Linked DNA regions of Homo sapiens: region 2 is linked to region 1. A link is an interaction called in ENCODE POLR2A ChIA-PET data of the cell type or tissue named here. Cell type or tissue: MCF 10A. All regions are shown on one strand. Each heading gives the region's core, and the rest is flanking DNA. Links, peaks and the distances in the headings are about the cores only.

The links. ChIA-PET counts read pairs that join two places held together with the same protein. Peaks named below come from ENCODE experiments on the same cell type or tissue, not always from the same donor. Only the 100,000 strongest peaks of a DNase experiment are listed, where the experiment ranks them.
Region 2: POLR2A ChIA-PET joins it to region 1 with 5 read pairs; 2 of 35 experiments call an interaction of 5 or more read pairs at or near these places.

What each region holds. Positions count from the first base shown.
Region 1 is chr4:51,959,532-51,962,340 of GRCh38, forward strand. No RefSeq gene overlaps it. Among named protein-coding and RNA genes, the nearest start is that of LRRC66, 59 kb to the right of the region's middle. In MCF 10A, for the core only: no CTCF peak of the experiment used is centred there; a DNase peak (open chromatin) is centred at 1,180.
Region 2 is chr4:51,885,417-51,888,225 of GRCh38, forward strand. It overlaps DCUN1D4 (defective in cullin neddylation 1 domain containing 4), which reads left to right. Exons shown (of 11, transcript NM_001040402.3): 6 at 1,152-1,222. Among named protein-coding and RNA genes, the nearest start is that of DCUN1D4, 44 kb to the left of the region's middle. In MCF 10A, for the core only: a CTCF peak has its summit at 161; no DNase peak of the experiment used is centred there.

The DNA of each region.
Region 1 (2,809 bases), core at 137-2,636:
GCAGCTGTGGACAGCTAGCTTCCAGCCCCCATCTCCTTCACTGCACTGCATTGCAGGGCTTCCTTAGCTGTGGTAGCCCCAGGTTGGTGAGGTGGTGGGTGTCTGAGGTGGTCGCCTTCCCAGAGTCCTGATGCTGTCAGCATTTTCCTGGTCTGCTCTAACCCACATGCTTACCTCTGCATTGAGAAAGGCCATCTCACTTCCTCTCTTATCACCTCCCACAATCCCTCAAGGCCCGAAGGGGCAGGTTCTAAACTTTCCCTCCCATTATTTCATATCTTCTTATCCTCAACAGCAAGCCTGTTGTCCAGGCATTATGGGCAGAAAAGGGATTTTCCCTATTCATTGGAAGACACTGTGCATTCAGTTTTCTGAGACTGGCTCTGGACCTGTTGGGAGATGCGATGGCCATGTAGGTCCCCACGAGGTCTTATGGGTGTGCTGAGTGTGTGGCTCTCACTCCTGTCCTGGCCACTCCTCAGGGTTATGTTTGCAGGGAGTAGCCTGAGGGATGAGGAAACATCTTACCCTAGACAGAGAGCAGGCTTGCTGTGAAAGAGCTCTCCCTAAACTCAGTGATTCCTTGGCCATGACACAAATCATTCTCATCCTGCTCCTGTCTATTTTGTGAATTTGATGAGGTTTACTGAAATACTTTGGCAGTTGATTTGTAGCATTTGTCACTTTTCTTACTGTACGCAGCTTTAATCTGTAGTTGTGTTTGAGCCAGAACATATACAAAGCCAGGTGGTTAAATGTTTCTAGAAAGAACTAGTTGTTTATTGGCTTCCTGGCTCCAGACAATCTGATTCATGATTTAATATGACCTCCTACAGACTAGCAGGAGGAAGATGAAGCACTGTGAACCCTGCTTACTTTTAAAGTTTGCAAGAGTTTTTGTTTGTTTGTTTGTTTGTTTGTTTATGCCAGGGGTAGGCACTTTTCCTCGAAAAGATTGTTTTAAGGTAACAAAGTGGACAAAGGTCACATGTTAAATGCAAGAAGGTATTTGGTAGGCTGACTGCACCCACTGTCCCAGTTTTGTGGAATGAGCCATTGTACCAAGACAATTATGTAAACCTGCTCCTTGCCCTTAAGGAATGGTAAAACGCCAGGCAGACCCGTTGATGAGACCACAGAGGATTATAATAAACGCCTTCCACTGCTGTGTGACTGAGCCTTTGGGCACGTGTGTCATGCAGAAATTGGGGTTGTGCCAAAGTGTAGGTGAAAAGCCCAGGCAAGTACAGGACTTTGGTTGAAGCACTGCAACATGCCAAGGAAGGTATGAAGACTCAAGAGACTAAAGTGAAGTCAAGGGTGAGCTAGATACCACCAGGGACCTAGAATCCCCAGGAATTCTTACCCAATTCCTTTAATAATACAATGACAGGTGTGTTTCCTTTCACCAAAGCATATAAAAGTTGGATCAAAGCAGCCACCTCCCAGTGGTGAAAATTGTCACTATTTGGTAGCTCCTCCTCTACTGAAATTTTGTGAAAATGTTTTAAGTGAAGAAAAAGACTGAGACTCAAGGATAGTAAACATTCTGCTAAGTTTTCAATTTTTTGGAACATGGAGATCCTTCCCACAAAATCACATAAAGTCATTAACAGAGTCAGGCATGGTGGCTCATGCCTAGAATCCTAGCACTTTGAGAGGCCAAACCGGGCAGATCATGAGGTCAGGAGATTGAGAACATCCTGGCTAACATGGTGAAATGCTGTCTCTACTAAAAATACAAAAATTTAGCCGTGTGTGGTGGCGGGTGCCTGTAGTCCCAGCTACTTGGGAGGCTGAGGCAGGAGAATGGCATGAACCTGGGAGGCAGAGGTTGCAGTAAGCCAAGATTGCACCACTGCACTCCAGCCTGGGTGACAGAGTGAGACTGTCTCAAAAAAATAAATAAATAAAATAGAAAATAAAGTCATTAATAAAGGAGATTGAATGCATTTTTCTTCAGTCCTTTCTGAATTTGGACAGTCTGAGACCTCATTCCCATCACTAATATGTGTGTCCTTTCTAATATAGTATGTTGAAAAGCATTGTTTCTATTTGGTTTATCTGGAGTCCAAATTTATTTGTTGAATCCACAAATGTTGACTGAGCACCAGTATACTGTGTGCCAGGCACTGTCCCTAGCCCAGGAGATGCTGTAGCAACCAAGACAAATGAGATTTTTACCTTTATTGGGAAGACCAATAATATACAAGGAAACACTTAAAAAAACAATAGTTCTGTAGATCATTTTAGGGGGTAGGAAGACAATAAACACCAAAACATGATAGAGAATGCTTTGAGATGGGTGTGCTACTTTAGACAGGGTAAAATGGAAAGGTCTATGTGCACAGGTGAGATTTAATCTGAGATCTTTATTACAATAAGAAACTGGGCTAGGAAATACAGACAGCACATTCCAAGCAGAGGAAATGGCAAACATAAAGGCCCTGTAGTGGCCCCAGTTGGGATATTCCAGGAGCAGAGATAAGCTACTGTGGCTGAAGTGGTGAAACACAGAGAATAGCAGACTGGCAAGGTGGTGGTGGGGCAGGTCACACAGGGTGTTGTGGTCCCAGGAAGAAGCTGAGTTGAAAGATTTTCTACAGGGCAGCCACATGATCTGGCTACCCAGTGGAAAGTTCTGCTTTGTAAAGAAAATGATATTTATTTGTGAATGGGCATTGTAATGAGAATATACATGCCATAGTAAACTATGTGAATATTCAGGACAGTAAAGGAAGACAAAGTGTTTTAATGTAAAAATGAGGAGGATTACATAATTGTTTTGAGACAATTACTGTCAGCTACA
Region 2 (2,809 bases), core at 23-2,522, 74 kb before region 1:
GTGTGCCACCAGCTGGGACAGCATACAGGAGGATAAGCAGGCCTGATATCGAGAGACATTGGGCTCCGTTTTAGTGAGGCAGTGTTTGAAAATGTGAAATGCGGGAGGAGTAGGTTTGAAGCAGAAGATGAGTGTAGTTACGGCAGTTAAACAGGAGGTGGAGCAGCTAGTGATAAAGAGGCAAGTAGTTCAAAAGTAAGGGGAAAGTGTGGTCTAGAAAGACATTTGGGTAGGACCCGAGACCTTGAGTATGGTTAAAATTTCCTAGGAATAATGTATATAGCAGGCACTAGAAGAGGTTTAAGGATGAATCTTTGCACATCAAATTTAACCATCTGGGAGAAGCAGAAGAACCCATAAAGAAGCCAGAAGGGGAGAGGAAGGAGGAAAGCCAGATGAGAGAGGGTGCTTCAAGAAGCCATGGGAAGAGACAGTTTTGTGAAAAAAGAACTGCTTCAGATTTTCAGATATCACACAATGGTCAGATAAAACAAAGACTGAATTTGTCTGTTAGATTTGACATTTAGGGGCTTATTGGAGACCTTGGCAAAAAGAATTTCAGTGGAGAGCTAGGAGAAGAAGAAACCAAATTCCAATGGTTACAAAGTGAAGGGGAGATAAATTAGAGATGGAATGTGTGGACGCTTCCTTCAGGAAGAATCAGAGCTAATGCTAGAACGGAAAAGGGGGCCTTACTGTCTTTATCAAGAACAGAGTGATAACTTGATTTTTTTCTATGTAAAAGAAACATTTATGTTTTTTCTTATTTAATTTTATAGAGACTATTATGTGGTTCTTTGCTATGTTTCCAAAAATTATTTTATGTATTGAAATTATTACCCAAGTAAGAGTAGAACATTAAGCTGTTTTAAAGAGCAGGAATTGAATTCAGCCTTAACTTTAGACAAATGGTATATACCATATTCCAACGATTGAAGGACATGGTGATAAGTTGATTTAAATGATTGTACAAAGTAGAGTCCTTTAAAGATACTGAAATTCGAGAATACTTTTCAACTTAGACTTGATTTTTTTTTCCAAAAGGAGTTAATGGCCTTTAAGTCTTACTTGTTGACAGTATAATACTACTACAGTGGTAATAGTATGGTGTGCATGGTCAGATTTAATTTACATAAGACTGTATTTCACAGGAACTGATGATGTTGTAGGCCCTGAAGGCATGGAGAAATTTTGTGAAGACATTGGTGTTGAACCAGAAAACGTGAGTCAAACTTACTGAGTTGGGTGAATCAGTTGGTTGTTTTTCATACTTAAATCTTTGTTCTTTAGCAAATAAATAAATAATTAAAAAGTAGTGGTATGTTAGTTTTTATGAAGCAGTCTAAGAAATAAGTTCTAATTCTAGTTTGACTTATAAGCAGATTCTCCATTCTTGTAAGTGATATGGTGTAACTACAGTTATTTTTTCTCTCATTTAATTTCTTGTATGTAAAAGGTACAGTAAGCCAGATGCTTACAAAATGGTGTGGCCACATGTGCCTACAATGACGGATCAACTGGAGGCCACATTGTACGCTGTGTACCTTCGTGCCCCTCAGTAGTTGTTTTAGCCTAATGTAGAGTCAATCTAGGACTTATAATTATTCATCATGATTTTGAGTAGATTGTAATCATCAAGAATTTTTCATAGATCGTTTACTTCCAATTGAATTTAGCTCAGAAGTGATTGCTTTTTTTTTTTTGAGATGGAGTCTCGCACTGTCGCCAGGCTGGAGTGCAATGGTATGATGTCGGCTCACTGCAACCTCTGCCTCCCGGGTTGAAGCGATTTCCCCTGCCTCAGCCTCCTGAGTAGCTGGGACTACAGGTGTGCGCCACCATGCTTGGCTAATGTTTTTTGTATTTTAGTAGAGATGGGATTTCACCATGTTGGCCAGATGTCTCTATCTCCTGACCTTGTGATCTGCCCGGCTCAGCCTCCCAAAGTGCTGGGATTATAGGCGTGAGCCACAGCACCCGGCCATGATTGCTTTTTATAATGTAAAAGCCCTAGGTATTTATTTTTAATTAGAGTGATTTTTATAAGCTTAATTATTTTTGCCTAATTCTTAGCATGTTATTGTTGAATATTTTTTCTGTTCCTACATCACCTCTCTTACACTAAAATGAAAAACTATGCTTATACACATGCCCTGCCTCATTAACTATGCAGTTTGATATTACATTAGCTCCAGTTTAATAAATATGTCCAAGATCCTCAATGAATTTGTGATCTGGGAAGAGATCTCAAGAGATCATTCTCTTCATTCAGGCTGTTTCCAAGACATCTGGTGCCCAGGCATGTATGTCATGCTTTTAAAGAAACTAGCAAAATTCACATTTTTTTCTTTAAACTTTTTATTTTACCCTTACCATTTCTGTGCTTCTGTCATCTATCTTGGCCCCCAGCAGTGCTTTAAATTTTCTAAAGAGCCTTTGGAATGTCTTTCACTTATTACATAGATTTTTATCTTGGTTTTTTTTTTGGTTTTTTTTTTTTTTTTAAATGTATTCCAGTTCAGGTATTTCAATAAATTACCCAACTTGGCATGAAGGTTTGGGGACACCTGGGTCAATAGTATTTTGCCACAGACTGGGCCGTAGACACAAGAAAAGACCATTACATTGAATTTAAGAAGGAAGTTTTCTATGAGAACTGGGCCAAGCTTGGCAGAGTGTTTTCTAAACATGTAGTCAGAGGGCTGAGAGTGAGTTGGGCTTGAGAGGGGCTCCGGAGGTTCCACATGGGGTACCGTAGTAAGTATATGACAGAGGAGTGGCAGCAGGGCCTGGGCTTGAAGTTAGAGGC